Linked DNA regions of Mus musculus: regions 1 and 3 are each linked to region 2. Evidence: chromatin loops called from intact Hi-C (ENCODE). Cell type or tissue: heart. All regions are shown on one strand. Links, peaks and the distances in the headings refer to the core of each region. The heading gives the core; the rest is flanking DNA.

Region 1 (10,722 bases), core at 1,882-9,881, 68 kb after region 2:
GAATCTGAAAACACCTGGTCCAAACAAAGAGCGCCATTAACTCTCTCCTTCCCCTGCCCGCTACTTTCCCTGTCTATCTTGCTTTGCAACCGCGCTGTTCACAACGCCGTCCTTTGGGAAGGATGCTGTGGGAAGGCGTGTCTCTACTTCACGTGGCTGCAGCAGGAATGGCTTGACAGAAAGTAGAACAGTCAGTCCCTCAAGAGGATGGTGCGCTGTCACCTAGTGTCACCCACTGTCAACCAGATCCAATTGAAGATGGAGGCCAGAAACAGAAGCACCGGCTACATGTAGAGAAGAACTGAGTAGCAGACCTGACCATCTATAGTCTATGTGCAAGGTAGCCTATGGTTGGCTTTGAGGCATTGAGATCTGGGGAAGGAATCACAGCCAAAGCTGAAAACCTACTTCCTCTTAGGATCTGGTAAGTACGGGGAAGAAAGCGCCCTCACAGTGAGCCCACAGGTCACCAAGCACCTCCAGGTAGACAGCATTTCACGCCTATTGTTACAAGTGGTTGCTATTTGTATCTTTTTCTCACTTCTCGGACAAAACACCTGACATTAACAACTTAAGTGTTTGAGGCAGATCCAGTCCATAATGGTTGGGAAATCAGGGCTGGACAGCAGGACTATGAGGCAGCAGGTCACGCTGCATCTGCCGTCAGGAAGGGGAAGGGGGGGGGGGGTCCTGCTTCACTTGATCTTTCTTCATTGAGCCCAAGAACCCAGCTCATGGAGACCACATTCAAGGTGAGTCTTCCTCCTCAGTTAAACCCTTCAGGGGACAGTCTCACAGACACACTCAGATGTTTGTAGTCAAGGTGATTGACAATGAAGACTAACTGTCGTGTGAGCCCACTGGGGGAGCCTTGCTTGTGTCTACCTACCTTCAGCCTACAAGGCTCTTCCTTCTGCTGTACTGGATCAGTCGTAATGACTGAGCCCTGTAAATCTCCAGAGAATCACCATAGATGTAGTCTCTGCCCTCTCTCACACAACATAAAGACTGGGCCTCCCCACTCATGGTGGTCAAGGTCTAGAAGCCAGCATGTAGCCTCTCAAGAGAGACCCAAGTGATAGCTGTAATGTCTTGCCCCACCCAGCCTCTGAAGTCACAGAAAATCCCTCTGCCAGCTTGTTTTTTTTTTTTTTAATAAAATCTCAATTGTTCAATTTTACCAATGAAGACTCAGGAGCCAGATGCTGGGGTAAAAACCTGCTAGCTCTGAGAGGCAGAGAAAGCACCCAACTGACCTTCCTCCTCAACTGATGTCCCAACAGGAATGTCCCTCTCCCACACAGTCTCAAAAATCCTCCTTCAAACTGAATGCCCCGCCCTTCTGCTTCCTGTGCATCTCTCTATCCATCCTCCAGACTTCTTATTCTCTATGGTTTTTTCTTAATAATCCTATGTTCACTTCCTGTTCAGTGGTTGCTTGCTCCACTCCTTGACCTATGATTGACTTTATTTAATCCTGTGTACAATATCCAATCAGAAAGCTCTTATACTAAAGGTGTGTGCTAAGGCGGAGCCATACCACAACTAAAACCAGTACATAATTCAGTGGGTTATTACAGCTGGAGTTCACAGGATGATCAAATATCCTGCAACCCATCTCTTTAGTTCTTTGTGAGACATTCACAAAGGGGAGACTCGGGCATCTCCAGATGGGAGTACAACAAGAAGAGCATGTGGTCAGAAATACAATTTAAGTTGGGCAGTGGTGGAGCACACCTTTAGTCCCAGCACTTGGGACGCAGAGGCAGGCAGATTTCTGAGTTCGAGGCCAGCCTAGTCTACAGAGTGAGTTCCAGGACAGCAAGGGCTAAGTTTGGAAGAGAATAACAACTGTATATTTAAAACTCCCTAAGCCATAGAACCTTTGAAATAGCTTTGCAAGCCTCGGGTGTGGTCTCCTCATTTTGAAGTTACTAATACACTGGATTCAATGCTCAGCTTTGGAGTTAGAACTCATTGAATCCCAGCTCTGTGGCTTCCTCTGAGAAGGGAGATCTAAGGTTCCATTGTGGGTAAATATTTCAGTAAAGTTGATAATTAAAATTAATGCACCTGGGTATGGGAGTGCTCAAAGACATGGGGACTTTGCCACCAGCCTGGGCTACCCAGCAAGGCTCTGTCTGAAAGAAAAAAGAAAGGAAAAAAGAAAGAAAGAGGGAAAGAAAGAAAGAAAGAAAGAAGAGAAGAGAAGAGAAGAGAAGAGAAGAGAAGAGAAGAGAAGAGAGAAAAAGAAATCTCCATTCTTTCACATATTCCCTCCCCTGCACTCTCCTGAAACAGAGCCTGGGTAACAACAGGCTTGCCTGGTCTAGCATAGGTCAGCATCATCCAAGCAGGTGTGCCTAACCCGTGGCTGGGGATAGCTATGAATGAGGCCCAAAACAAAGTCATGGTTTTCCTCCCCTAGAGGGGAGTAGAGGAACTTCCCAACTTGAGATAACTCCAGCAGCAAATCGTGGCTCTTTGCTCCTGGGTCACCCCATTGGAGCTGGGTTTTAGAGTTCTGCCCTTGCTGCCATCCAAGTCCTGACCCATTCACCTCGTCACCCTTGCCACAGCAGAGGCCCAGCCAGTTCAAAGGCTTGCCTGACCGGTCTCTGCCATACTTGATTGTTATGCATGCATGTGCTTGACTGCACTTGGAAAGCTGAGTGCACAGAATCTCGGCTCTAGGTTTGCCTCGGATGTCTCTAGAGCAGGTTTCTCTCCCCGCTGCTGCTCCAAGCCTCAGATTCTGAAACCAGCAACTACTGGTTCACCAGTTCAGTGCAGACAATGCAGGGGTGTGGACAGAGTTGGGTGGGAAGCTCTTGCCTTGCCAACTCATCCTGGTTCTACTAGAATAGCCTATGCTTCTCCCACATCCTCCGGCTGGCTGGCTGGTTAGCCCCCAATCTAGAACTCACAGAGCACCATGCTCGGGGAACAGCCCAAGAAAGCTAAACTTGGGGCCACCCTTTGCTTGACCATCACTGTCATTTCCTGCCCCTTCAAAAACTGACTGCCGGAGACCTTGGAGCAAACCATCAATGCCCATGAGTAATGTCTAAGCCTGCACAGTAGCTGTAGGCTCAGAGGATCAATCACTGGAGATCCAATGTAATATTACACAGCCTTGAGAGCTTGGTTTATTTTTTTTTCTTTAAATATTTGAGTGTCTATTTACGACCTGGCCCTGTGTGAGAACTAGACAGTCACTAGCAACACCGGCCCCATCCATGTGAGTCTTACAAAAGAAGGGAAAATGGGATGATCAAATTAATCAGACTCGGTGTCCTGTTCGTATGTGCAGCTTTGATGTCCTTAGTATTAGTTTAAAAATAGCTTTAAGACCTGTGAGGTGGTTGACAGAGGAAGGTCACCTTCCATCAACCCTGATGGCCCATGTTTGTACTCTGGAACTCATATGATAGGAGAGAACTGACCCCCAAACTCACTCTCTCTCTCTCTCTCTCTCTCTCTCTCTCCCTCCTTCCCTCCCTCCCTCCCTCCCTCTCTCTCTCTCTCTCTCTCTCTCTCTCTCTCTCTCTCTCGCTGTCTGTCTTACATACACACACACACATGTAAATGTAAAAAAAAATGTATTTGTAATCACCCAAACAAATAAATACACACATAATGTTCCAAGATACTATCTTCACAAAAGCAAAAAAAAAAAAAAAAAAAAAAAAACCCACAGGAGTTTTGTTGATCTGCTCAATGATGTACCTACAAGAAGCCATTATACATACTAGGCACTAAATGAATGAATGAATGAATGAATGAATGCCATAAAATTGCTTTTGAAAAGTTAAAGATAAATGTTCTGAGGAAGAACTATTTGACCTGCTGTTAAAAATAAGCTCAATTTTCTTAGTTCAAGCTCTACTGTGTGTATTTATAGCCGAATTGTCAGGAGACTAATTTATACACTAGAAAACATTTATTATTTTGCTGTGAGAGATAAACCTGATTTAATATTTCCTTGGGGAACATCCCCCCAAAAATGCCAAATTGAACTATCTTTGGAATTCCTGGAGTTCTGTTAAGAGGAGCAGCGCTTAGGGGCAGCCTCTTGGGGAGCCAGGTTATATTAGAAGGCTCAAATGAATGACTCAGGAATGAACAGAGCAGGAAATGAATAGATTTAAATGGCATTTGTACAGCGGACACAAAACTCCTTTCATAGCTGGGGCAGTCTGATGAGATCAACGCTCTCCCCTTGTTTGAGTTGTACCAAGGAATCACTGAAAGTCACAGATCCTAGATTTCAAACTGTGAAGTATAGTTTTTAGAAATCTAGGAAGGGCAGGTAAGATGGCGAAGTGGTTTGAAGCACCTGATAGCAGGTCTGTGGGCCTGAGTTCCATCTCTGGTGTACACACACAGTAGAAGAAGGGAACCAATCCCTGCAAGGTGTCCTTTGACCTCTTCACACACATCACCACCACCACCACCACCATCAAAATAATAAAATGTAATAAAAAAATTTTTAAAGAAAGCAGCTTGGGAAATCCTGGAACCATATTACTTCTCTGCCATGAGGTCACTCTATCTTCACTCTATCTTTCTTGTCCTCTATCAACTTCTTCTCAGTTCCTATCACCCCTTCCAACTCAGGAGCCCGAGGTGTACAGCTTTGCAGTGTGTTGTGGTTTGGGTATAAAATGTTTTAAAAGGCTCACGGATTCAATGCTTGAGGCTGGATGTTTGGGAATCAGGACTCACAAGGAACACTGAGCCAGATTGCTATTTAGGCAAAGATTTACTAGAAGAGATATTAATGCCACAGAGAAAACATGACAGGATTCCATGTGGCAGTGTTAGGGAAAGGGACTCCTTACAGATTCCCAGGGAAGGCTAGGTTCCATGATGTAGGAGGAAGAGTGGCATAAAAGCCAGAGGCCTCGCAGCCACATCTCCTACAAGAGGACCTGATTGAGGACTGCCTGAGAGACCAAGGATTGCTGACACAGACAATGCCAGCCAATCGGGAACTGCAGTTTAAAAGAGATGCTTTCTGGGGACCAGTGGGGTGCTGCTGGTGGAGGGTATGAAAGGGAGCTTGCAGCAGATGAGCTTTCTGTGGCATCTCTCACCTGCTATGGGAGTCTGCACCACCTCACCTCCAACTCCCAAGGGCAGGTAAGGTGGAGCATCAAGTAGTCCAGGGCACAGGCAACACCATGCCACTTCATTGATAAATAATTTGTGATACTCGCAGTTTGGCTGTCTCTGATTGCTGGCTGCCAGAGGCACGAGGGGAGGTTTTGCATTTGGAAGAAGGAATGTATGATCTGGAGGATATAGGAGAAGAGCGGGCCATTTGGTTGCTGTGTCTCCATCATACGCAGCAGCAAGGTCCAGCTTAAAGTCTATTAGCCTGGGCCCTGTACCCAGGATCCATGCTAAGATGGAGAGAAGGGCACAGCTGCACATGCTATGACCCGAGCAGCCTTCAGTTGCCAGCTGCCAGCCAGTGAGTTCTGAGCGGAGCTTGCAAACACCAGGAAAGCAGTAACTTCTACAGTGGATTAGTTTACTGACAGACCTTAGATGAGTGGACTCCTGGGAGGTGGGGCCTGGATGGAGAAGGCTGATCTGTGGAGGAATGCCTTTCCCTTAGGACACTCTCACCAGTGCACACTGCTATCTGAGAGCTAACCCACTTTGTTCTGCCACATGCTCATGCTATGCTGCCTGATTATGTGGGGGCCAAGAAGCAACAGAGCCAAGAAACCGTGGATCCAGCCCTTCCTCCCTTAAATTATGTTCTTGTTACAATGGAAGCTAACTGACACATAGTTACAAGAGCTCCATTCGCCCTGCATCACCATCCCCTGCATCCCCTGGGAAAGTGTACACACAGACATCCATTATCACTCTGGCTGCCCTAAGGCAAGCATATAAGTCAAACGAAAGTTGAGTCCAAGGAGAATGTTCGTTGGGGAGTGACCTGGACTCCAGAGAATCCCTCTTTTGCTGAGCTAGGAAGAGAAGATGGGAATGTGTTAACGTGTGCTCCAGCGGGTCTCAGAAGACAGCGTGTGGAGCATGTCGGTCTCTTTTCCATTGCTATGACACCCCACCACAAACAGACAACTCACAGAAGAAAAACATAAGAGTCTGCCAAGGCAGGGAACCATGGCATCAAGATGCAGACACGGTGGCAAGAACAGGGAGTTGATGGCTTACATTCTGAATGGCAGGCACTAAGGGGGGTGGGGGGTAAGACTGCTGTGAGGAAGAGTGGGAGGTCTCGCACACTGTCGATCCTTTGAAAACCAGATGTGCCTCGCAGGGGACTTCCGACAGCCAGACACCAACAAATTATTTCCTACAGTCAACAGGAAGCTGAGGAACATTCAGATATTGCAGGGCCCACAATTACCCTATGAAATCAAGGAAATAACTATCAAAGGAGCAGTGAGGGGTGGAGAAGCCATGGGTTACCTCATCTCCACACTGGGACCTCGAGGGACGGCCTTGCTGCTGGCTGTACACTTGTTCCTGCCTCTTCTGAGACTGTGTAAGCAGAATCTGTCTAGAATTAAATCACTCCTCAAAGAAGTATATTTTCATCACCGTATGTTAATTTTCTCCTGTGGCATCGCCATGTTACCTCGGGGCTGCCGCTCACCCTCGTGGGGCTAGCGGACAAAGAAGAAATGGTGTTCCATACACTTTCCTCTGCTGTAATCTTGTCATAAGAAACAGACTCTGGTGGAATCAGACCCTTTAGCGCCACCTACAGGAAAACCGCGAAGTCTAGGATGGGAATGGCTCCCTGGAGTTGAAATCCTGGGTCAAACCAAAGCAGTTGGAGTTCTACTTATTTCTCTGCTTCTTTCAGGGGGAATTTCTGGTGTTTTCTGAGCACCGGGTGTTTCCACCGTTTCCATAGTATCATCTGTTATGGGATTATAAGACACCATAGGTGTAAAGTATGTCTCTGTGGCCATCAAATCATATGGGCTGTACAAGCAGGACAGGTGTTGAAAACCTACAGGCAAAGAAGTAGCCATGTTATGGCAGCTGTAAGGTCCCTGTCACAGAAAGGCAGCCACACCAGAGAGACAGCCAAGACAATCTCCAAGTCTGTGGACAGGAAATGCCAAATCAACCAGAAAACTGAGCAGGAGAGACCTTTGTGACAGGAGAGCTTTGCCCCTCCTGGAAGAGTCTCCACAGAGCCTGCTCTGACACCAGGCTACCATCTCTTCCAGCCAACCCTAGGGCCTATCCTAAGAAGATGGAGGAAATGAGCGCCCAGGGTCGTCTGGATGTTTTTCTCCTCTGTGTGGAGCAGGAAGATACAAGGAAGCCACGGCATCAGCTTGACTGCGGCAAGAGCTGTACTCAGCATCTCCAGGTCCCAAGGCCAAGCTGACTCAACTAACAAGTGGGCCTAGAAATCATTAAGCCAGCCTAATTGAAACTAATTCCAAGTTCCTCGCAGCCCTAAATTGCACAGAAGAGAACACAGAGCAGCCTTACAGCTGTACACGAAGCCAGGCTCAAATCGCGTTATTTATTTGGTTACCAATAAAAAGTGGCAGAGTTAGGACTCGGAGTTCCATCTTCCAATTCCATTTCCTCCCAAACTGCAGAGAAGGGCAATTTAGCCTTATTGAGCACACACGACACAGGAATTCTGTTAAAAGGCTTTATTGGTTTTAATCTGCAGAAGCCTCGAGAAAAAGAAGTAGCATCCAGGCCAGCATCACCCAACAGCAAGGCTTAAAGATGATGGATCATTTGTGTCTAAAAATCCTCCATTTCCATGAATAAAGACAAAAGGCCAGATCATTTAGCAAATAATAAGGAAAATCCTACTTATTAAAACCTGTGAAATATAATCAGAGATTGTATCTGTCTGTCTGTCTGTCTGTCTTAAAAGGAAAACCCAAACTCTCAAAATCATTTGTTGGGCTGCCAAGACGGCTCAGGTAAAGGCCCACCCTGCCAACCTTTCAGTTCAGTTCCCAGGAGTCACACAGTTAAAAAGAAAGAACTGACTCCTATAAGGTTCCCATAACTGTTCTCTGACCTCCACGTGTGCCCCACGGAACAACACAAATCAACAAACACAGGAACAAGTAAATAAATAATACTAACTTAAAAATTATTTAAGAAGAATGAACCTGAAGAAAATTATTCAACTCAAAAAAAGTTTTAAAGTCTAAGGAAAACAGAAAGGCAGAACTAACACTCTAGTCAGTCATACCTATACCCGTGTGTTCTGCATCTGTGCATCCAACTATAATTGACAAGATTTGGGGGATGCCGTGGTGCTGACCGTATCCTGATTCGTCACCACCATTCTCTAAACATTACAGTAGAATAACTGTTGCATGGCATTTACAATGTTTTTGGATATCTTAAATAATCTAAGCTGGACAGTGGTGGCACACGCCATCCATCGCAGCATCTGGGAGGCAGAGGCAGAAGGATCTCTGACTTCAAGGCCAGCCTGGTCTACAGAGTGAGTTCCCGGCCAGTGTTACTCAGTGAGGCAGAAGAAAGGAAGGGAAGAGGGGGTGAGGTGTAGGAGGGAAGGGATGGATCCCTGGAAACCAAACAAAGCAAAAGAACAGCAATGGTGAATATGTGTGTGTGTGTGTGTGTGTGTGTGTGTGTGTACATATATACATATCTGCTAGCCTAATCAAGAAAAAAAAAGGACAATACTCTAAGCTGAGATTGCGAAAATGCAGTGGCGTGTACACATATAAGAAAGCGTCATTTTTTAAAAAAGATTTATTTATTTTATGTATGTGAGTACACTGTAGCTGTACAGATGGTTGTGAGCCCTCATGTGGTTGCTGGGAATTGAATTTTTAGGACCTCTGCTTGCTCCAGTTGGCCCCACTCACTCTGGTCAACTCCACTTGTTCAGTCCCAAAGATTTATTTATCATTATACATAAATACACTGTAGCTGTCTTCTGACACACCAGAAGAGGGCATCAGATCTCATTACGGGTGGTTGTGAGCCACCATGTGGTTGCTGGGATTTGAACTCAGGACCTTTGGAAGAGCAGTCTGTGCTATTACCCACAAAGTACAATTCTTACAAAAGGAATCATTTGTGGGCTGGAGAGATGGCTCAGTGTGTAAAGAGAGCTTGCCACAACAAGCACCAGGACTTGAGTTTATCCCCACGTATAAAATTAGAGTTGTAAGTGCTCTCCCCATGGCTGGAAGGCAGAGTCAGGAGGGTTCAAGGGCTCTAAGGCCAGCCAGTTTAGCCCACTGGTGAGCTACAGGTCCAGTGAGAGATCCTATGTCAGAGCAGTAGAGGAAGACAGCCATGCTCAGCTTACATGGATTTTCCCCAGCACCCAAACTCAGGAGGTACTCAGCCAGTACTCGCCCACTGAACCATCTCCCAGCCCCTCACAATGAACGGTTCTGCAGAAAAATGCAAAATATCAAAATTCATTCAAATAGAAGCAGACATCCCAAGCAGACCAATCTTAGGCAGGAAAGAAATCCCACAACAACCAACAAAGGAAGAAGAAACGGAGGGCAGAAGGAAGAGAAGAAACCAGAGGAAATGAACAGAGCCGAAATCTTAGACCGCTCTAGAGTTAAGGCATACCCTTCCAGGACCCAGACACTTACTGGTCCTTAGCTGTCAACCAATGAGCAGTGTTTGGCTCTGCTAGACTGTAAACGCTGTGGTGTTATCAAATTAATTGCCTTTTTTTTTTCTCTTGAGAAAAACAAGAAAGAGTTAAAAAAAAAAAAGTTCTACTAAATAGTGCACATACCCACTACTTATGGTTCCTGTGACCCACCCTGCCCCTGGGCACCACTGGCTGACATTGATCCAGGAGGCCAAATAGAGCAGAGGAGACATACAGGGGGTTCCGAAGCCCTGTGAGTACATATGACAGTGACCAGGGCCAGCTTCGGGAAGATGGGTCAACTTTACCTGGAGTGATTCAAGGATTGCATAGTTTTGGAGGCAGGAATACCCTGGGTGGGCAAAGGCTGAAGGCTTGCGGTACAGAGATGCCTCGCTAGCATGGAGAGACAGCCTAGGAATCTCATGGGTTAGCTGAACGGGTCCTTACTGGGAGAAAAGGAGTTGACCCTGTAATGTTAATCAAGGCTGACACTCTGCAGGTAGAGGTGTGTGGGGGTTAAGGTCAGAGAATGGGAAGCCCTGCTAATAAAGGAAGCCCTCCATTTTGCTCTGAGCCCAGAAGGTTATCTGGACAATGGTAGACTTTGACCTTAATTAGCTGGACAACAGTTCCTAGCCTTTAAATGTTAGGAACGTGTTGTTGTTATTTATTATTATTATTGTTATTATTATTAAATAACACCTCTGTCCTGAATACTGGCCTAGAAGCCACTGACCTGATTTGACAAGGACAGAAGGCCATCCTCAAGGAGGCACTGGTGCATGTCCGTATATTACTTTGGTTGCCTCTGCTACCGTGAAAGGCAACCCTTCCTCACATACCTGCACCTTTCACCCATTACAACAGAGCAGCGGGGTCTGCGGATCCATCTCAGTTGTGAGAGTGCTTGCCTAGTGTGCACAAAGCCCGGGTGTAGTGGCACACACTGTAATCCTAACCCTTGGGAAGTAGCGGTAGGAAACTCAGAAGTTCAAGGTCATTATTGGCTACATAACGAGTTTGAGACCACTGCCGGCCATAATCAACCCTATCTTAAAAGTGAAATAAGATAAAGCAGTGGTCCCAGA
Region 2 (10,722 bases), core at 1,534-9,533:
TACCAAAGCCACTCTCAGTGAGGCAGGTCAGGGGTTGGTAATGGAAAAATGCTTCTGAACTATGAGGAGGAATTGTTTTTATAAGGTGAAAACATTAACTATAACTATTCTGAAGGCTCTAGACTCAGCACGGGGAATGGAGCTCCATAGAGTAGCACTGCTCAGCACAGACTGAGCCCTGGAATTGCCCCCCATCACTATAAAAGGGGGTTCTGCCTAGGCAGTGTAGTAGAAGAAGTCTCAAAACAAATGTGGTTATTTCTGCACAATTCTGCTAACTGATGTCAAGAAATGATATCTACAATGAAATAAATGTTTTCTCTCAAACATTCTCTATTGCACAACCCCCAGTTGTTCTCTGTCCCACCCTCTCCCTCTCCTCCCTGTCCTTCAAAAATAATAACAGCTTCCAAATGATGACAGCTTGTCCATCATCCTGGAGGGTGCAAGGCACTGTGGCAGAACTCTCCCAGCTGCCAGCATGCTGTGTGGCGGAGGAAGAACAAGACAGAAAATACATCTCCTTCCCGGAGTTGCCCAGAAGTAATTGAGGAAACAGTTCTCTTGATGACCCAAATGGTCTTGATGGAAAAGTGGATCATGGATACTCTCCACACGCCTCAAGTTTACTGCATGATCCTGAGGATGCTCTGGCCAGCTGAAAAACCCCATAGGGGACTAGGCAAGTTTTAAGGAAACACTCATATTAGTGAACAAGGGATTGTATCCATTTCTCATGTACTGCAAAGATCTGGGAAACAGCAACAACAGGGTACAATGTGATGCAATAGGATAGATTGTGTTACAATAGGATGCATTGTTATATAATACGGCACATTGTGATACACTAGGGTACAATGTGATGCAGCAGGATACAATGTGATACAATAAGATACAGTGTGATACAATAGGATGCAATGTGACACAATAGGGTAGAAGATACCATTGCTTGTATAAGTGTTTTCCAAGGGCCAATGTGTTGAAGGTTTGGCCCCTAAAACATTGGAGGTACTGGGCAAATCTTTAACGAGTGGAGTCTAATCTGGAGTTTGTGGCACATGCCTTTACGCCCAGCACTCAGGAGGCAGAGGCAGGCAGATCTCTGAGTTTGAGGCCAGCCTGGTCTACAGAGTGAGTTCTAGAATAACCAGGGCTACACAGAGAAACCCTGTCTAGAGGGTGGGGGGAGAGAAGCATATTGGGAAGAAGTTAGGCCACTGTGAGAGTATCCTTACAAGAGAGATTGAGGCCTTGCCTCCTCCCCTCCCACCCCCCTCCCCCGTTTCCCAGCCACAATGAGACCAACAGGCCTTCCATGTAACATCCTCCTGCTATGAGGCACTGTGCTACCACAGGCCCAAAGCAACAGACCATGAGCCAAAATCCCCTCTTTTCCTTTTAACTGATTTTCTCCTGTGTTCTGTTTCAGTAACAAAAAGCTAAACAACATGGTCTGTCTTTCTTGCCTTTCAGAAATGGAGGCGCTTTGCGCTATCAATCCTATGTGAGGAAAAGCCAACTGAAGAGGACAAAAGCATTTTACCATTTCGAGGAGTCATGTGCCCAAGGCACAGGGCAGATGGCTTCTAGTCATGTTAGAACAAGCCTTGGCAGAAACTTCCCGACATCCAGCACTGGAGTGCCATGCCCAAACCCAAAGATAAAAGAACAAAATGCAAGAAACGGAAGGCGACTCTTTCGAAGTAAGGAAAGGTACCTGACCTATGCTCACAGCCCAGGGTAGGAGCCAGAGGCTACTCTTCCCTGCACATGCGTTCTCTTCAAAGACAAGTGATAGTTCTGACCTTCCAGGACCCCTCAGACACGCAGATGAAATAACACGAGGGAGCAAACACGATGCTGTCCACAGGCATCGCCACCCATGTGTGCTACCATAAGCCATGGCTGCCAGCCTCCATAAGGACAGAGTGACCAGCCCTGTGTGTTGATGAGGCCACGCCGTGTCATAACACAGGCTCCAAAATGCAGGTATCATTTCCAAGGCTCCCCAGGTTCCCCCAGAAGACTGGAACTACCATTTGACTGGCTTCACGATGGCTTTTGACAGAAGAAGGCCTCAACCTCACTCATCCTAAGTTTATTTAAGGGTTAGGAGAGGATAAGATAAAAGAATTCCAGAGGCTACTGAAGAGAAATAGAAATCCTCCTCCAACTCCCTCAGCACCCTGCAGCCCTACACACACACACACACACACACACACACACACACATACACGCACACACGCACACATGCACATCTATGTCCGTTCCTGCTCTTAGCCACACACACCAGCACACATTCACGCTCATACACACATGCTTACTCAGCACCCGTATGCACACAGGCACACAACTCACGCACATAAACGGTAGCCAGTTTCCAAGGTACCACACATTAAACACAAGTTTAACTCATCAAGTGGATGACATGCTGCGTGCTGGCAGTTTGGCAGCAACAACAACAAATGAAACTGATGTAATAATCTGTTTCCAAGTAATGCTATAGTCAGCCTTGACTGTGACTGTTTTCAACTGAACGCCATGCTGGATTCCATGCATTCACACAGGATTGTGATAAGGACTCTGCCATCGTCCCTGAAGGCCATGCTCAGGGTCTGAGCATAAACTCAACCAGGCTCAGAGCAACAAGAGACTGGGGCCCAAGTCAAGGGCCTGCGGTGCTCAGTGTGGGCCCATGGTCCCTGAGGTCATCCTGGTAGCTCCCTGTAAATTTCTGGGGATCATGGTACAGGGACTGTATGTAATCCATACACGGAAGCATGAGGCCTTACTGAGCTACACAGAGTACCTTGTCATAAGAGAAAGAAGAAGGACCTGCAGAGATGGTGTAGCAGCTAAGAGCATACACTGCTCTTGCAGAGAATCCAAGTTCAGGTCCCCACCCCCAACACACACACCCCCTGCAAAGGTGTCACATGACTATAATCACTTGCAAAGCCAGTTCTTAAAGGATTTGACACCCCTAGCCTCCCTCTGAAGCCGTGTGTGTGTGTGTGTGTGTGTGTGTGTGTGTGTGTGTGTGTGTGTGCAAATAAATCTTTAAGAAACATATTTTTTAAAGATAACAAAACAACAAAGACAAGGTATTAGCCCTCACCCAGTGACAGCCATGCCCAAAATTATCTCTGTGAATCTGTGTAAAAAAACTAGCCGGGCAGTGGTGGCACACACCTTTAATCCCAGCACTTGGGAGGCAGAGGCAGGTGGATTTCTGAGTTCGAGGCCAGCCTAGTCTACAGAGTGAGTTCCAGGACAGCCAGGACTACACAGACAACTTTGTAGACACCTGTGTAGACAAAAACAAAACAAAACAAAACAAAAACCAAAAAAACAACTGTGTAGACAAAAGTGCAGACAACTCCCAGGTCCTCTGGAGGAGCAGGAAGCACTCTTAACCCCTGAGCTATGTCTGCAGCCCTGCACCTGACTTTTCTAACCCCCACTCCTCGTGCACCACCCGGTGCAGAGCCTCTCAGTTAGTCAACAATGAACACTCCTCAGACAGCTACACCATCGGAAGTGGTACAAATGGGCAGATTTCTGGGCTTCCTTCAGCTCTCTTACTATATCAGGAAGCACATACAGTCTCTCAGAACTCACACAAGACTCCTATGCGGTTGTAAACGATCCCCATTTTACAGATCCAGAAACCAAGATCCACTGAACTTCCAAGGCTTGCTTTATTATTTCAGTTAAAAAAAAAAAAAAAAAAAAAAAAAAAAAAAAAAAACAGAAGTTAGACAGGCTCCCTAGACAGACACACAGAGCAGTCATCACTAGGTAATAAAGGCAGCAAATTTCCAAGATGGCTGGCTTCTTCCTTACCCTCCTGGCCTTCGAAAAGAAGCCTGCTACTGGGCTGACTCAACAAGTTCAAGCCTGATCAGGATGTGTCACAACAGCTGTGTACCAATCAGCCACCCTGCCCATCTTCAACTCACTGGCCCTAAAGTAAGAGAGGAAGACTCTCTCTTCCAAGGCCTCCAAACCCCCAGGCCTCTAGGAGAGACTAGAGTTTCTGAGCTTCCAGAGTCCCCCCCTCTCTCCTTCACAGAGGGTCTCTTTCTCTATGTGCGCTGCATGTGTGTGTTTTCCCAACCCACAATAAATGACAACCTTAACTGCTAATTCTGTCTGTGGTGAGATTTCCCTGTTGGTACTTGCTGTTCATCACATTTTTTTAAATCTGTTTTTGTTTGGTAGATTGGTTTTGGACAGGTTTTTTCCACGTAGCCCTGGTTGTCCAGGAATTTGCTCTGTAGATAAGATTGGCCTGGAACTCACAGAGCTGTCTGCCTCTGCCTCCCGAGTGCTGGGATTAAAGAAGGGCACCACCGTGCCCAGCAGTGCCTTTGAATTCTTTGGCAGGGATAACATGCCTTATCTACACTCCTAGTCTGTATCATCCCTGTACTGTACCAAATTCACTGCATCCCAGAGATTGAAGATCCCTGAGCAGTGAGAATGAATGAGTTGATGGCCAAGGTGAGCACCACTGTTGTCCAGGAAGGAGAGAAGTCTGTGATGATCCACAGAGGCGGGAAGGAAGAGAGGAGGATAGGCGGAACCTTGGAGAGGTGACTAGCCGATAAAACAAAGTCCAGGTTCTCACCAGAGGAACCTCTGGGTAATATCTGGTAGAGACGGACCAGCAGACAGACTCAGGAGAGAGACCTGAGGGCACCACACAGATGAGTGCTGCTGTAGGCTACCTAAGTCTCACCTTCACCCACCAGTACCTCCTCAGCAGTTGGCTTGGATGTGCATCTAGAGTGGAGGGTCTCATGTTCAGATGAGTGAGTGAGTGTGTGTGTGTGTGTGTGTGTGTGTGTGTGTGTGTGTGTGTGCGCGCGCGCGCGCGCGCGCGCACTTGCTGGCGGGGGGGGGGGGGGCGTGTAAATAAACATCTATGGAACTCAGGAATCTCTTGGGTTTTGTTTTGTTTTTTTAACACAAGAGTGGCCAGAGACCTTCCTGAAGCTTCTCTGCCTAGTTCCTCTTGCTCAGTGTGTCACTCAGACTTCCACGTTATTTTGTGCATGAACACATTGCCCCAGTCCCGTCACTAGGATCCTATGGAACCTAGAAAGACATCTGCCGTTTGCATGACCTACAGCATTTGGGCTGAGAAACCGTGGAGTAGTGTGCTTTCCTCCATGTCTCTCAGGGGTTTGTTAAGCCAAAAGGAAAAGGTCGAGCGAGCTCTATCTCCAGCCCTCAGAAAAGGTTGGCCAATTAAACCAACTGCGAAACCAGGAGGTTCCCCCTCACTTTAAAATGCAGCGCTGAGCCTTCATCTGGGCCGAGGGGGTCTGGCCAACAGTTAACTGCAGCTCCAGCCTGTGGCCACATGACTCAGGAAAATACTCATCTGACCAGATCGCAGGCCAAGCCAAGGCCAGCAGGAAGGAAAGTGACACTGAAAAACAAGAAACCTACTAGCCCCAGCGGGGCCCTCCCTTCTCCCGCCCTTCCCCCCACCCCCTAACCCCCTCACCCCGCCCCCATCCGGAGTAATTCAGGAGGCCAGGAGGGTGCAGCAGAGGCCGCAACAGACCTCAAAGCTCAGGCACCAGCTTTTATTTGTTTTCTTCCTTTATGTATTCCTTCCTCCTGCTGCCCTTAGGCTGTGTCTGGTTCTAGCCTTTGTTCCTGAGACTTTGGCAAAACATTCTCAGAATTTCGGTCACTGACATTTTTCAACCCCCCAAAAATACCTGGGGCCAAAATTCCCGACAAAGCTACCTAGTGAACCCTTCTTTTCCCTTCACTCCCCGAGTCTGTTTCTCACGTTCTTCTCTGCAGATTTGGTACACCCCTAGTTTGCAGGAGGAGGCGCCTAAAGAGTCACCTGGTCAGAGCAGGGCCTTCAATTCTACCTACGGGTCTTGATAACCTATTTTGTCAAACCACAAGGGGGCGCAAGTCCCAAGAGTACCAGGACTGTATCTGCCGCTTGGAGGCAAGCCACTCTGATCTCTCAGGTATTACTACCCCAAGGATGCACGGCATCAAAACTGGAACAAGTCAGTTAGAAATGAAGTGGTGGGTGGGGGAAAGTCTGCTGGGATCATTTTTAAATGATCTATAAAAACGTAGTGTTTCAGAGATCAACAAATAGAGCATCTCCAAGAGTCCTTGACAAGAAGCAGCGCACATAACAGCTCAAAACCACAAGTACAAGAATACAAAAGAATCCTTCGCCCTGACCCACTCAGAACTAACAATTCCAGACCAGGCTACTCACAGAGACTACACAGATTCACATCCACCTAAGAACAGCGCATCCAAAAAACACTTCAGATTTGAAAACCACTGCCCGGGTCTGTGGCAAACCCCAGGAAAAAGCACTCCTACATGCTAGATACTGGATTTTTCTTTTTTAATGTTTTGAGGAAGCTGACAACTTGCTGTGAACATTGACCTGTGGTTTCTAGAGTATCTTGACTTTAAAAATAAAACTAAATAGCTCTGCTCGGACTTTGCCTAAAGTCACTACAGAAGAGCAAGTCAGAGAGTCGGGTGAACTCTGGAAAGGTTCCCTGGACCAGGCAGAAAATGGGCATCAGGTTCACACTAGTGTGAGAGTCGGGCTTGGTAAACAAAGGAAAGGCTAAAACCAAGAGAGATGCAGAGTGCTGATTCAGCTAGCAAACCAAGTGTCAGGAGAATGGTCTGGGGAAAAGACGCGTGCGTGCGGAAAAGATGCGTGCGTGCGTGTGTGTGTGTGTGTGTGTGTGTGTGTGTGTGTGTGTGTGTGTGATGGAGTGTAAGCAGAAGGAACAGCAGTAAGAATGCTTAAGGAGGGAAAGGATAAATCATGATCAAAGAATTCTGGAGATATGGGAGGGCAGAGCAAATGAGGAGCCAGGGTGTGCCCACACAGGGCCATCCTGGGCATGCTTACCTCATAACAGAGGCACTCAGTCTGGCTTAGTTCACCACCATTGACAGTGGACAATGTCAGGGACTTTTTTTAAAAACTTGTCACAGCTGAGGAGTGGGATGCTACTGGCACCTAGTGGGTAGAGGCCAGGGATGCTACTAAATATCCTATACTGCACAGGACAGCCCACAACAAAGAATGATCCTGCTCACCGGGTCCATGGTGCTGAGGCTGCAGAACCACCCAAGGACCGTTAGCTGGAAGATTTGCTGAAGATGTCTGCACCAAGTCTCACTGTGGTATCAGGATGGTAATGGGGCAGTATGGTTACTGCACCTAAGAAGGGGTCTGTTAGGAAAGGGTATTAGGATACCCTGGCCACTGGGGTGTCAGTATGGGCAGACACAGTGAGTGGAGGAGAAAGAGGTTTGAAGGACCACATCAGTAGGCATGGGAGGCATGATGGATGTGGAGGGTCCTTGTGGGAGGCAGCATTGGGCAAAGCTTAAATGCAGGTGCATGTTTGAATAACACCACCAGAGCGGGAAGAATTGGCGAGCCAGGAATCCAGGAGGAAGAAAGAGCAAAGCAAACAGCGTGCATCCAGGCCAGCAGCCACTCAGATGAGCTGTGGTGAGAACCTGTCACTGAACAGACAGGCCCAGCTGACATCTCGAGACATCTCAGGACAGACTGTGGGGGAAAACAGTTCTACAAAACAGAGCAGCCACAGTCTCTGACCCCCGAGAGGAAGGAGAGAGAATTCACCTTCTATGCCTAGCTTCCCACTGGTCAGTCCCTATAGCAGCCTGAGAATATATCTACACACTCTTTGACACGTCTGTCATCGTGAGCTTGAGATTGCTAATATCCTTTCTGAGAGCCTAAAGCGGCCTCTATTCTTTTATAATCACCGTGATGACAGGCGATGCTTCCAAGACAACGTAGGACAGCATTTGTTTTGCTCAGCGATGCACCCATAAGCGGAGCCTTCAGTATAAGAAGTTGGCTTCCCTGAAGCCACCATGAGGAGATGAAGTGTAGACCACGTGAAGACCCCATGTGTGAGGTCCAGGCAACAGTTAGCATGACCTTACTGAGGATGTTTTCCCATGGCTCTAATTCACTAACGTTGGATGTCCCCAGCTGAGACACAAGCCAGTCCCACTGACCCACATAACCCATGAGCAGAATTAAATGTTGTTCCTAGCCCTAAATTTCAGGTGTGATTTGTCTGTCACGCTAGAGTAGCCACTGGAACGGCCTCATTACAAGTTAACAGCTCTGGCTCGCACTTGCACCAGAGCGGCACTCTAAACAGGAGCCAGGAGCATCCGAAGCATGGCTGGAAATTCTCAAGTGGCAGAACCGCACAGCACACCCCAGCCTCCTCCTCACCCGCACCCCACACCCCAAACCTCAAGGATGCTGATCAGCTACAGTGGAGCCAAGATGGAACACTGACCTGAGTGCTTGCTTGGGACAGAGATGAGGTCAAGAAACTTAGAGAGCAGCCCCTTGGTGAGTCTGATGATGGAAGTGGGGAAGATGTGTGCCCTGCCTGACTTATTTCAAGGTGGCTCTACTTAATGAGAGGAAAAATGGACCCTGACCAAGTAGCTCAGTTAAGTGCCACCGCTTACAATACTAATAGAATCCAGCCCACCAAGTCCATGGCAAAGTCACGGCTCTTAACCCGCAGGCCCCCAGAAGCCTTAGGGCTGTGTGAATCTACTCTCCTGAGTGGTATCTTCCGCATACCAGGTTGGGAATGTTCAGCAGTTGAGTCATGTATTTAAAAAAACGTTCTGTCAAAGGAGACAGAGGTCAAGCTACAGGAAGAAGCAAAGTTCCTGCAGGAGCCGCCCTCTGAAATCACATGCCTAGATCCCAAAGCTTGCTAGGGAGAGAGAGGCTATCCTACTGTTTAAGAAAGTCCATGAGAGGAAAATGTTAATGTGTTGTTGTTTCCAATTCGTAAGAATCATCCGTCCTCCCTCTCACCTTTAACCCAAATGGCCAGGTCTAGGCGTGGCTGACGCTGGTCTTCTGCAAGTTATTTTGCCATTGGTGCCTTTGACTTCTGCTGTTGTAAATGTTACTTTAAGATCATAAAACTAGTAATATTCCAGACCTGGAGAAGATCTTATAAACTAGTAATGTAGCCAGGTATGGTGGCACACACCTTTAATGCCAGCATTCAAGAGGCAGAGAGGCAGGGTCAGTATGGGCTCCAGGCCAGTTACTGCTACATAACATGACCCTATCAGTAGTAATAGCCGGGCCTTGGTAGTGTCCCAGATCTAGGGGGCTGCACGCCCCTAACCTGCTTCTTACTCTGGTGCCCACCGAATCTCAACGCACCAGTGCCTACAGCAGAAACTTCAGAACAGCTGTACAGTCATGTTAGGGGAGGGAAATTCAAGGTGGGGGTGAAGCAGGGAAGAGAGATGACTCGTGACAGGGATCACATGGTCCAGTGTCTACTCTTATGGGCGACTTTACCTTGGCAGGTCTTCACAAGATCCTCACAGTAACAACCCACATTTTTCACAAGGAAAAAGTGAGGCACAAAAAAAGACAGAGAGAACTGCCAGGCAGGCATAGTGTTTCGCCTTTAATTCCAGCACTCGGTAGGCAGAAGCAGGCAGATCTCTGAGTTCCAGGACAGCCACAGCTACACAGAAAAATCCTGTCTCCAAAAACAAAACAAAACAAAACAAAAAAGACGAAGGACTTCCGATGATGACACAGTTGATGAGGCGCAAACTCCGCGTGTCACTCTCTCCAGCTCAACACATTGTGCGCTCTTGCGGTCCTCCCATTATATTCAACTCCATCCCTCTTTGCCTGCTCCTTGTCCTGGAGCAGTCTGAGCATAGTAGGATGGACATGGCTCAGAGCTCCCGCAGCCTGCAGTTCTCCAGCCTTGCCACCAGATGGGGCAACTATAGGCAAACTCCTGCCTCTTACCAAAGCTCTTGAGACAGACATGCGTGGGGGGAGCGGCAGCAAGGAGAATGTCAAAACAGAGTTCTATTTAAGAAAGTGAAGCCTTCTGCCTGCCCCTGTCTCCCACCGGGATACTTGGTTGGCTCTCGGCAGGCTATAAGTGAATTAGCTTTTCTTCCTTCCGCAGCCTACTGCTAACCCACATCTGATTCTATTTTCTCTCCATTCCTGACACAGGGCAGGGCACTAATCCCCACCCACGTCAGAGAAGAGAGTGTCCTGAAGAGAGAGGGCGGCGACAGGCTGAGTGATGATGGAGAGGCTTTAAGCTGCAGCTCTTTCCTGCAGCTATTGGAAAGCCTTTTCTCTGGTACACGCCTTCCCGCACACCTACCCAATGCACACACATCACAACGTACAGCCCACACCATGCTCTGATCACATCAGGAGACACACACCGCATCACAACACCTGCGACACACACCACATCACAATACATCACATTGCAGCGATGCTCATTACAGTGCAACAAGAGCAACACATACAGTATACACATCACAACATATATCAAAATTCAGTGTATCTGAACATATACAGCTCACAGGTAACAATGTGTACGTCACATGACAAGACATATACCACACCAAACCACAACACACCACACAACACAAACATATCACAATATAGCAAGTCACACCATATGCATAACACATATGACACACACATCACATGACACTACATGTCTCAACAATGTCAACAATCCATAAAGACATCTGCAGTGCTGTGTTCATTTTTTCCCTTGTTCCTGTGATAAAACACCATGACAAAAGCAACTTAAAGAAGAAAGGGTTTATATTTGGTTC
Region 3 (10,722 bases), core at 1,876-9,875, 590 kb before region 2:
TGTGCTGTTTGTGGTGGTAGTTTTATACGCACATACAGCTTTTCAAACTCCTATGTCATTATAACTTAAACAGGTACTGTTTCTTGTACATAAATTATTGCTCTATAAACTGATTAGATAAAATATATTCTAGAGTTTGGCTTACCCACACTTCCAGGTGGGAACTAAACTCAGATATCATTTGCAGGACTAAACAAAATGAAACCAAAACAATAAAATGTATGAAAGATGCTAACAGTTAAAGGGTAGGTCCTTCATATATCAGGTGTCCTGACTACATACTCAACCTTATTCGGTCTCCATGTTGCACGTCATGAACCAAAATGAGTACCCTGACTTGAGCCTCTGTTTCCAGCTCGCCCCTATCTGACCATCACCACGCTGTGAATCACTTCATCCTACTGCTCTTTACTAGATTATTTTCTTTTAAAATGCAACTTTAGGGCTGGAGAGATGGGTCAGTGGTTAAGAGCCCTGATTGCTCTTCCAGAGGTCCTGAGTTCAATTCCCAGCAACCGCATGTTGGCTCACAACCATCTGTCGTGGGATCTGACGCCCTCTTCTGAAGAGAACAATAGTGTTCTCACAAACATAAAATAAACATTTTTTTAAGTGCAAGTCTAAAACTAACTTGGTTGTGTCTTTGTTTGAACGTAGTTTACACCCGTTCTCTATAAGTCTCTTCTAATGATACGAAGCAAGATCAGTTTGCCGTTCTGCTACACCCATCCTTATACTTTCTCGTCCCCTCTGCTGCTGCTGATCACACTGGAATCCACCCAGGACTCAGCCATATTCTTTGCTTAAATTTTAAATTCCATAACTACTCCTACAATGAGATTCTAGGCTCATATTAATATGCTTGTGGTGAGTGTCTCAACATGCCCATGAAAGGTGATGACAATGTCGCTGAATAGTTATGACATAAAGGATATTTGCATAGTACTAACACTAGCTCTCGCGTGTTGCTACTGACCTTTTGAACTGTAACAAAGCATTTGCTATGCTATAGTTAGGCTGATGAGCCAGCAATACACAGCAAAATAAAGACATGTGCGTATTCAATAGGTGGGAATGATTCTAAGAATTTCCCCAAATTATAAGCACCTCTCTGCATTCTTTGGTTAATGCCTTATATTTTTGTTGATTACTTCATGCATATTTACTGACTCCTATTATTTTCCTTTTGTGTATAGCTCTTGCATCCTCCTCTAATAACTGAACGTATTTATCGAGATGTGCTGCATCTTTGGAATTTGATTAGAATTCTGTGTTCCCATATGCACAATCTTATTTAATTATCACATACTGAATTGCTTTGGGGAGCCTCATTTGACCCCTGTAATCTACTCTCCTCCTTCCTCAGGAATAAATGGAATAACTACCAGTGACAGCAACTACACTGGATTTCGCCTGATGGGACTCCCAGGCTCCTGGAAGGTTTAGATGGCATTATTTTTTTTTTCTATTTTTACTAGTTTACATGCTAGTTTATGTGGCAGCTCTCCCCGGGAGCCTCCTAATCACCGTGCTTGCCACTCAGGATGCTCATCTGCAAACCCCAAAGTGCTTCTTTCTAGAGATTTATTTCTTTGCCTACATGAGTATTCTATTTGCATTATGTCTGTGTGACAGAAACGGGCATCAGACAGAAGAGGGCAGCAGATCCCATTACAGAAGGTTGTGAGCCACCATGTGGTTACTGGGAATTGAATTTAGGATCTCTGGAAGAACAGCAAGTGCGCTGAGCTATTATGGGGAAACCCTGCTAGTTGAGGTCACAGTCTGTGGTGACCAGATAGCTCATCTGACCTTGTCTGGGGATCCTGACTCCCCACACTATCTGGAAAAAGGTCAAGTAGTTCTCCATAGACCTACAAGTTCAACTTCCTCTTTTCTCCTAAGAGATAGGAACCACCCAGCAAGTATGGGATTCCTGGAATCCAATGAGGCATCCACAGAACTTTAAAACTCTAGCCAATGATTTTCATTTACTCTGAAAACTCCCGCCCACTCTCCAAGGTCCATATACACCCCTGGTTCACCTCGAATGGAGTGTGTGTATACACGCTCACCCTGCATATAGGTATGCACACACGCTGAGACTGTTTAAGGGAGTCCTTTCATGGAAGACCATCAGAGAAGGCCTTCTCTTAAAGGACCTGTAACACTAAGATATTCGGAGAAGTCTTCCCCTGACTCCCACCAGCCGGACTCAGATCCTGCAGAACACCGTCCGTTCCAGACTCTGCTTCACCCTTTCAGCCCACTCAGTGTGCAGCAGCATCTGGATACCCTGAGATGGAGGAGGCAGAGGATAGAGAACCACAGCTGGACCCTAGCCAGCATACCATGGCTGGCCCCCAGAACATGGGACACAACCAGTTAACGCATACTGAAGGGACCCAACTGGACAAGACAGACTCCATCTTGTAACTAGCCCTCCATTTTATACACTAGGTCCTGTCCTCAGGTTAAACTCTAATTACTGGGAAAACATAAACTGTTCCAGGAAGGAACCACCCCAGACAGGCCACCAGCAGGAAAATACCTAACGTTCCAGAAGCTATAGAAAGATATAGATAGATTACTTTAGCCAACTGAAATCATTGTTAGCCAATTATGTGCCTGCCAAGTTGATAAGTCCCTCATCCTACTGTAACCACAATAAAAAGGCTGAACCTTAGGTGCTGGGGTCTTCTGCGTTACCTAGCTGTGTCAGAGGGCCTGAAGGTCCAAGCTCGAGCATACAAATTCGACTCCTGGTGGTCTTTGGGGACCCTTAGATCAGGGCATAACATCTGTAGGCTTGTCCAGGATCTTCAAGCACCACTCCCCAGGACCCCTGAACTGTTGAGTCAAAACCCAGCCAGTGAGTGTCCGAATGTTTGTCCTCTGTCTTGGTGTCTCAGCATTCCACCCTTAATGCAAGCTGCAAGCAGTCCAGGCAGATGCACTGGACAACCCTGGGCCACCGGACTTGGGAGATGTCCCAGACCTGCATATAGGGAATTGGATCCCCCGAGTATACTTGAAGAGACAAAGCTGGTCACTCCAAAAGCGCACAGTGAGACCATCTTCTCCCCCCCCCCTTTTTTTTTACCTGATTCCCAGGAGTATTGAGTGCCTTCTTGCCTGTTGTCCTTCTGTTTGCTCTCTGTCTGACTTATTTCTTTGTGGCTGATGTTATGGGACAGACTAAGATCAGTCCTTTAACTTTGTTCTTAGACCATTTCAAGGACTCTAAAATTAGGGTTAGAGTCTAGGTTTAGACTTCTTTTTGCAGGAATGAATGGCCAACCTTCAACAGGTGGCTAGCCCCTAGCCCACAATTTTTAGGACCAAGGACATCATCTCTGGACAACCGAGACACCCAAACTACATCACCAGATTTACATCTGGTAGGATCTGGTCCAGGCCCCACCAAAATGGCTCAAGCTGCTGCTGCTGTCACAGAAGCCAAGCACTGCTGTACCCTGGAAAACAGTGAGAAATGAAAAACTGAAACTAACCCTATGGCCCATCTTTATCTTGTCTTAACACTGACACTGAAGAGGACTTCGTCTTCTCACCCCTGCCTTACTGACCCCCATTAGGGGATCACCAAAGGTCTCACCCTGAGGCCCCAGGAGGGGCTCAAGGACCCTCCTTGGTGAGCCCAATGACAGCTGCCTCCACTGCCTGCGGCTGAGTCCACAGTTCTCCCCTTGAGGGCAATAAGCCCACAAGACGATGAGGGGAACCAACTGATGCAATACTGGCCCTTCAACACTAGTGATCTATATAACTAGAAACTTCAGAACCCTAAATTCTCAAAGAAACCAGCTGCTTTAGTTGACTTATTAGATTCTGTCATTTTTACCCACCAACCCACCTGGGATGACTGTCAACTACTCTTACAGATCCTCTTCACTGTCCCGGAGCAAGAGAGGATTTTAAATAAGGCCCAGATATTGGTTCTTGGAGCAATTGGGACTCCTACTACTAGCCAGGCTCTGCTTGATGTAGGCTATCCCTTGACCAGACGAGACTGGAATTTTAACTCCGAGGAAGGTAAGGGAGAGGCTTTGGATCTTCCTCTAGACTCTAACGGGAGTCTCAGAGTGCTGCACACTGACCTAGGTACATAATTTGGCCTAGGTACATAATGTGCAAAAGGAAAGGATAGAATCACCTGCAGCCTTTCTAGAAAGGAGTGTGGAGACCTATCGTACCTATACACCCCCAGATCCAGAGGCACCAAAGAAGAAATCAGTAGTCATTATGGCCTTTGTGAATCAGGCTGCCCTTGATATCAGGTGCAAATTGCAGAGAATAGACAGACCAGAGGACAAGAGTTAGCAGGAATTGCTGGTGGAAAGTGTACAACAACAGAGAAACACTTGAGAAGAAACAGTTACGAGCCGTGACCACCACCAGGGAGCCACAAACTCAAAACTTGGCCATGATACTTCTGGCCACAGCAGCAGATTCCTTCGCCGAGAAAAAAACCACCAACTGCGCCATCTCGTGGCTGGCAAATGAAGAGAGGAAGCCAAGGCTCCAAGAGAACTGTAAGGAGATGGGACTTTGGGTCAAAGACTGCCAGAAGATACCTCCAAAGAGATATCTTGTAGGTCTTCGAGTTGGAAGAATTTAGTGACTAGAGGGGACGAGGTTCAGACCCCTCCTCTCCGAACCCAGAGTAACCCTTAAAGTGGAGGGAAAACTCATTAATTTCTTAGGAGACACAGGGATACAATATTTAGTCCTAATCCAATCCCATGGCAAATTGTCCTCAAAGAAATCCCATGTATAAGGGGCCACTGGTATGAATCAATATACATGGACTACTCGAAGAACAGTTCATCTCAGAATGGGGCAGTAGCCCACTCCTTCATAATCATACCAGACTACCCCTACCCCTTCCCGGGGAAAGAGTTGCTGATCAAGATAGGAGCCCAGATCTCCTTTGATCAAAGAGCCACCCCTGTCACAGATCCCAGAGGGCACCTCATTCGCATACTCACCCTGTCTCTAGAAGATAAATACAGATTTTACAAAGACCAAGCTCTCTCCCAAATGAGATCTCAGTTTGGTTGACCAAATCCCCCTTGACTTGGGCAGAAACTGGAGGAATAGGGTTGGCGGCCCATAGGGCTGCCATTTGGATTGAACTGAAACCAGGGGCAACTCCTGTCCAAATAAGACACTATCCAATGCCCCAAGAAGCCAAAGCGGGTATCATATCCCACATCAGAAGGTTCAGGGACTTGGCAAACTAGTACCCATGGAATACGCCCCTCCTTCCCATCAAGAAGCCCAACTACAATGACTATAGACGAGTTCAGGACCTCAGAGAAGTAAAGAGTAGAGTAATGAACATAGAGCCTACAGTACCAAACCCATATACCCTCCTGAATTTGTCATAACCTTCCAAGAGTGGGTATACAATATTGGACCTCAAAGATGCTTTCTTTAGCCTGCCCTTAGCCCCCCTAGAGCCAGCCTCTGTTTGTCTTTGAGTGGCATGACCCCCAAAAAAGGATTCAATGGACAAATAACATGGGGCAGACTTCCACAAGGATCCAACCATCTTTGAGGAGGCTCTGAGTCAGTATAGGCAGAAACATCCCAGTATCACCCTCTTGTAATATGTAGTTGACCTCTTGGTGGCAGCAGAGACCATGAAAGAATGTCAACGGAGTACTGAGGCCCTGTTAATGGCACTGGGGAAATTAGGCTATGGGGCATCCGCAAATCTGCCAATAAGAGGCAACATACTTGGGATACATCCTAAAAGGGAGCCTAAAAGATAGCTTCTATGGCTATCGGAGGTCCAAAAAGAGATCATTTTGAAGACCTCCACCCATCACAAAATGGAAGGTCAGAGATTTCTTGTGGTTGGCAGGGTTCTGCCACTTTTGGGTCCCTAATTTTGCATAATTGGCGAAGCCCCTCTACGAGGCCATCAAGGAAAAGGAGGCCTTCCAATGGACAGAGTCCAGAAAAGCACTTTCAATAGATTCAAAAAGACCTTATTAACGACTCCCACACTAGGGCTACCTGACATTACCAAGCCCTTCCAGCTATGTATAGCTAAAGGCAAAGACATGGCTAAAGGCAAAGACATAGCTCGCTCAAACGTTAGGCCCCAGAATACTTTTCAAAGATATTAGACCTTCTGGCCTCTGGATGGCTTTCTTGTTTGAAAACTATCACCTGCACAGCCTTTCTAGTCAAGGACATGGATAAATTGACTCTGGGGCAAGAACTCTACATTACCACTCCCCATCCATTGAAGGGGTTCTCAACCCCCAGATTGATGGATAAGCAATGCATGCATGACTCACGAAAGCCTGCTGCTACCCCACACCCTGCCCTGCCCTGTGTATCCATTTTCTACCAAGTGCTGCCCTGAGCCCAGCCTCTCTGTTACCAGACTCAGATTTGGAGACTCCACTACGTGATTATGCAGGGATACCAAGCCAGGTGCACAGACTCAGGAAACACCTATGGAACCGGCTGCTGCCGAATGTAGAAGCTACTTGGTTCAAGCAGCTTTGTGTGTGACTGGACAAAAGTATATGGGGGGCAGCAGTGTTAGAAGACTCAGAAACTGTATGGGCATCTGTCCTGCCACCCGGCACTTCGGCACAACAAGCTGAACTTATAGCTCTACCAGAAACCCTCAAATTGGAAAAAGGCAAAAGACTCAACATTTATACAGATAGCCTGTATGTTCATGGGGCCAAGAAAGAGGATTCCTGACAGCCGAAGGAAAGATTATTAAAAACACACAGGAGATGCTAAACCTGTTAGAGACTCTTTGTTTAAAAAAAAAATGATTATTACATACCAACCAGGCCAGCATGAAGGAACTATGCCTGAGGCAAAGGGTAATCAATCCCAGGGCAGATTTGGCAGCCAAGGCAGCAGCTCCTATAGCAGCTTTGACTTTCCAACTGCCTGACCCAGGAGCTCCAGTCCTACCAGATAAGCCTCAATACTCTATGTTATCTCTACTCACAAACTGCCTATGTCCCATAAGCCGGATGGCTGGTGGCTCATCGGAGACTGTAAAATAATCTTGCCCAGCAATTTGGCAGCCAGTCTGCTCTAACACATACACCGGACAACCCTGTTGGGTTCCAAACTGAGGACCTGATAAGAAAGGTGGACCTAAAGAGCCTCACCCTCAGGTCCCCGACTGAGCAGCCTGCTTCCAAATGCTTGAGTTGCAAGCTCACTAATGCAGATAACGAGCCAAAGGGTAAAGGCTCCGACGGCAGGGTGCCAAACCTGGTGCCCGCTGGGAAATGGACTTTACCGAGTTAAGACCAGGGAAATATGATTACAGGTACCTGCTAGTGCTTGTAGACACCTTTCCAGGATGGACTGAGGCCTACCCCACCAGGCATGAAATGACACAGATAGTGATCAAGAAGATACTACAGGAGGTGCTTCCCAGGTATAGAATGCCAGCCCTCCTAAGCTCTGACAAGGGACCTGCCCTCACAGTTCAGGTAACACAGAGGATGGCTAAAGCCATTGGAGAAAATTGGAAACAACATTGTACTTACAGGCCCCAAAGCTCAGGACAAGTAGAGAGGGTGAATAGAACTCTAAAAGAGACCCTTACTAAATTAACCATAGAGACTGGCAGGGACTGGGTGGGTCTCCTCCCCTTTGCCTTTAATAGGGTTCAAAACACATCCTATACATTGGGTTTATGAAACCATGTTTGGAAGGGCCCCCTCCCATTTTACCTAACCTAAAATCTGAAGTCTTAGCTGAAATTGATGATCACCATTTACTTGACTCTCTTGAACATCTAGCCCACACCTGAAAAAAGCGATGGCCTCACACGAAGCCCATTTATGAGGCTGCGCCAACTCCGACTCCCCACCACTATTGCCCTTGGAGACTGGATCTTCCCGAGAAGGCACCGAAAGGAAACCCTAAAGCCCTTGCTGGAAAGGACCCAACATCGTGGCCCTAACAACACACTACCCTCAAGGTTGACAGGATTGCTACCTGGATACATCCCATGCTTGTCTATGTCACATCCAGACTCAGGGAACGTCTCCACGAGATGTCCTTCAGAGACTAAGGAAACCCACTAACACTCACGTTCCAGCACTTCTAAGCCTCCTGACATGTGCTGTCTGCATCTTGCTTTCAGGAGTTGCTGGCTCATTCTCTGGTTCTTGCCCTCACCAGCCCTGGAACCTAACCTGGACTCTTCTGGTGACATTGTCCACCAGCAGATCAAGACTGCACCCCTCTGTACCTGGCTCCCCAACCTCCACTTCCGACCTGGCTAACCTACATGGCTCTCTTGGGCTGATGGATTTCTCAGCACACATCTCTTCTATGTTTGCCTGGGGTACAAAAACCATAAGACCTGGCAGTGACAATGTGGGGGAGCTGAATCCTTCTGCTCTTCCTGGGATTGTGAGTATGGAACACATTTGGTGGGATCCGTCTATCAAAATGGACTTCAACTGAGTAAGCTGAAAGTCTGATGACCAAATCAGCCACGGACACTGGGCAGTGCAACCCTGTCCTCATTAGGTTTGCAGACTTGGGGGAAGAGGCTAACAGATGGGAATTAGGAAAACCTGGGGGCTCTGAATTTATGACAAAGATAGACTGGGAAATGGCAGCCCCTTTACTACCAAACTAGATAAGAAATACCTACACAACCTGCACCTATAGGCCTAGGTCTTGGCCTCTGCCGCCCAAACAATCCTATCCACTGACACCACCACACGACATGGACAAATCCATGTCCGAACCTCCCCACAGAGAGTCCCTGGCCCATTACATCTCAAAGCCACCTGCCAATGGCTCAATCAGTCTTACACAGATCTTACTGAGGACTGTTGGCTATGCTTGGATGCCAATTCTCTATATTATGATGGGCTAGCCCTTAACTCCTCTATAACAGAACATTATCCGGAACCTCAGCAATGCAGATGGCAGCGAGAGGGTCCCAGCTGGACTTCTTTGCAGTCGCTCTCGAGACAAAGGCTCTGTATAGGTATTTCTGTGTGCCACCTATGTAACACCACAGTAACTTGGATAGGTTCAGGGTACTTGGGTCCTCCTGAGAGCATGGGGTGGGCATGCTCTACTGGTCTAATTCCATGCATTCACCCTGGAGTCTTAAATGCCTCCCCTGATTTCTGTGACCTGGTACAAAACATCCCAGGGATAATGTATCATTCAGGAGAAGATGTCCTTAATCATCTCACTCCTGGGTCTCATGTATGATGCAAAAGGGAACCCATAGCTGCCATTGTCCCGTCCACCCTCTTAGGTATAGGTATTGCAGGGGCCATAGGCACTGGAACCTCTGCTCTGGTATTGCAAGGTGCTCATTACAGGTTGTTGAGGCTGGCTATCGACAGGGATGCTGAGAGACTTGAAAAATCAATGTCTGCCTTAGAAAAATCACTCTCTTCCCTGGCTGAAGTTGTGTTGCAGAACAGGAGAGGATTAGATCTATTGTTCTTACAGTGAGGTAGACTTTGTGTCACATTAGGAGAATGCTGTGTCTGTGCAGACCAGACTGGCAGAGTTAAGGAAAATACAGCAGAACCAAGACAGAATACAGGACAGAAAATGAGAAATGGAACAACAGCAAGGATGGTGTGAAAGCGTGTTTAATGGATCCCCTTGGCTGACTGCCTTTATATCTACCCTTGCTGGTCCACTCATTATACTCTTACAACACTCACCTTCAGGCCTTGCATACTAAAAGGGTTTACAAACTGTCTTAGTCAGGGTTTCTATTCCTGCACAAACATCATGACCAAGAAGAAACTTGGGGAGGAAAGGGTTTATTCAGCTTACACTTTCCACATTGCTGTTCATCACCAGGGAAGTCAGGACTGGAACTCAAGTAGGTCAGGAAGCAGGAGCTGATGCAGAGGCCATGGAGGGATGTTCTTTACTGGCTTGCTTCCCCTGGCTTGCTCAGCCTGCTCTCTTATAGAACCCAAGACTGCCAGCCCAGATATGGTCCCACCCACAAGGGGCCTTTCCCCCTTGATCACTAATTGAGAAAATGCCTTACAGCTGGATCTCATGGAGGCACTTCCCCAACTGAAGCCCCTTCCTCTGTGATAACCCCAGCCTGTGTCAAGACCCAAAACCAGCCAGTACACCAACTTTGTTAGAGAATGAATTAATGCAGTTCAATTTATGGTCCTTATCAATCCTCGGACCCAAAAAATAATGGACACCAAAGTCCCACAATTGGGCCTTCCTTATGTACTTGGGAAGGGGGAATGAAAGGCCCCAACTTGACAAGACAGACTCCATCTTGTAACCAGGCCTCCACTTTATATACTAGAGTAACTCAGGTTAAACTCTAATTACTGGAAAAAACACAAACTGTTCCAGGAAGGAACCACCCCAGACAGGCCACCAGCAGGAAAATACCTAACATTCCAGAGGCAATATATAGGTAGATATAGATAAAATACTTAAGCCAACTGAAATCATTGTTAGCCAATCATGTGACTGCCAAGTTGATAAGCCCCTCACTCTGCTGTAACCATATTAAAAAGGCTGAACCTTAGGTGCTGGGATTTTCTGCATTACCTAGCTGTGTCAGAGGGGCCTGAGGGTCTGTGCTCAAACTTGAATAGGGACTCTTTACTTTTGCATACAAGCTCAACTCCTGGTGGTCTTTGGGGACCCTTGGATCTGGGCATAACACATCTGCAAGCC

What was found. Peaks named below come from ENCODE experiments on the same cell type or tissue, not always from the same donor. Only the 100,000 strongest peaks of a DNase experiment are listed, where the experiment ranks them.
Region 1: a loop joins it to region 2, with 5 times the contacts of the local background. A loop is called at or near these places in 35 of 42 quality-filtered maps.
Region 3: a loop joins it to region 2, with 3 times the contacts of the local background. A loop is called at or near these places in 16 of 42 quality-filtered maps.

What each region holds. Positions count from the first base shown.
Region 1 is chr3:51,579,782-51,590,503 of GRCm38, reverse strand. No RefSeq gene overlaps it. Among named protein-coding and RNA genes, the nearest start is that of Setd7, 24 kb to the right of the region's middle. In heart, for the core only: CTCF peaks have their summits at 2,429 and 6,741 (motif pointing left); DNase peaks (open chromatin) are centred at 6,423 and 6,713; H3K27ac peaks cover 448 bases; H3K27me3 peaks cover 442 bases.
Region 2 is chr3:51,647,636-51,658,357 of GRCm38, reverse strand. It overlaps a transcript of Mgst2 not described here. Among named protein-coding and RNA genes, the nearest start is that of Mgst2, 8.2 kb to the left of the region's middle. In heart, for the core only: a CTCF peak has its summit at 5,931 (motif pointing right); DNase peaks (open chromatin) are centred at 5,397, 5,927 and 8,767; H3K4me3 peaks cover 1,087 bases; H3K27ac peaks cover 3,070 bases.
Region 3 is chr3:52,237,597-52,248,318 of GRCm38, reverse strand. The region is part of intron 1 of Gm30125 (a long non-coding RNA gene); the gene reads right to left. It also overlaps the pseudogene Olfr1398-ps1. Among named protein-coding and RNA genes, the nearest start is that of Gm30125, 5.5 kb to the right of the region's middle. In heart, for the core only: CTCF peaks have their summits at 4,519 (motif pointing left) and 5,642 (motif pointing right); a DNase peak (open chromatin) is centred at 5,658.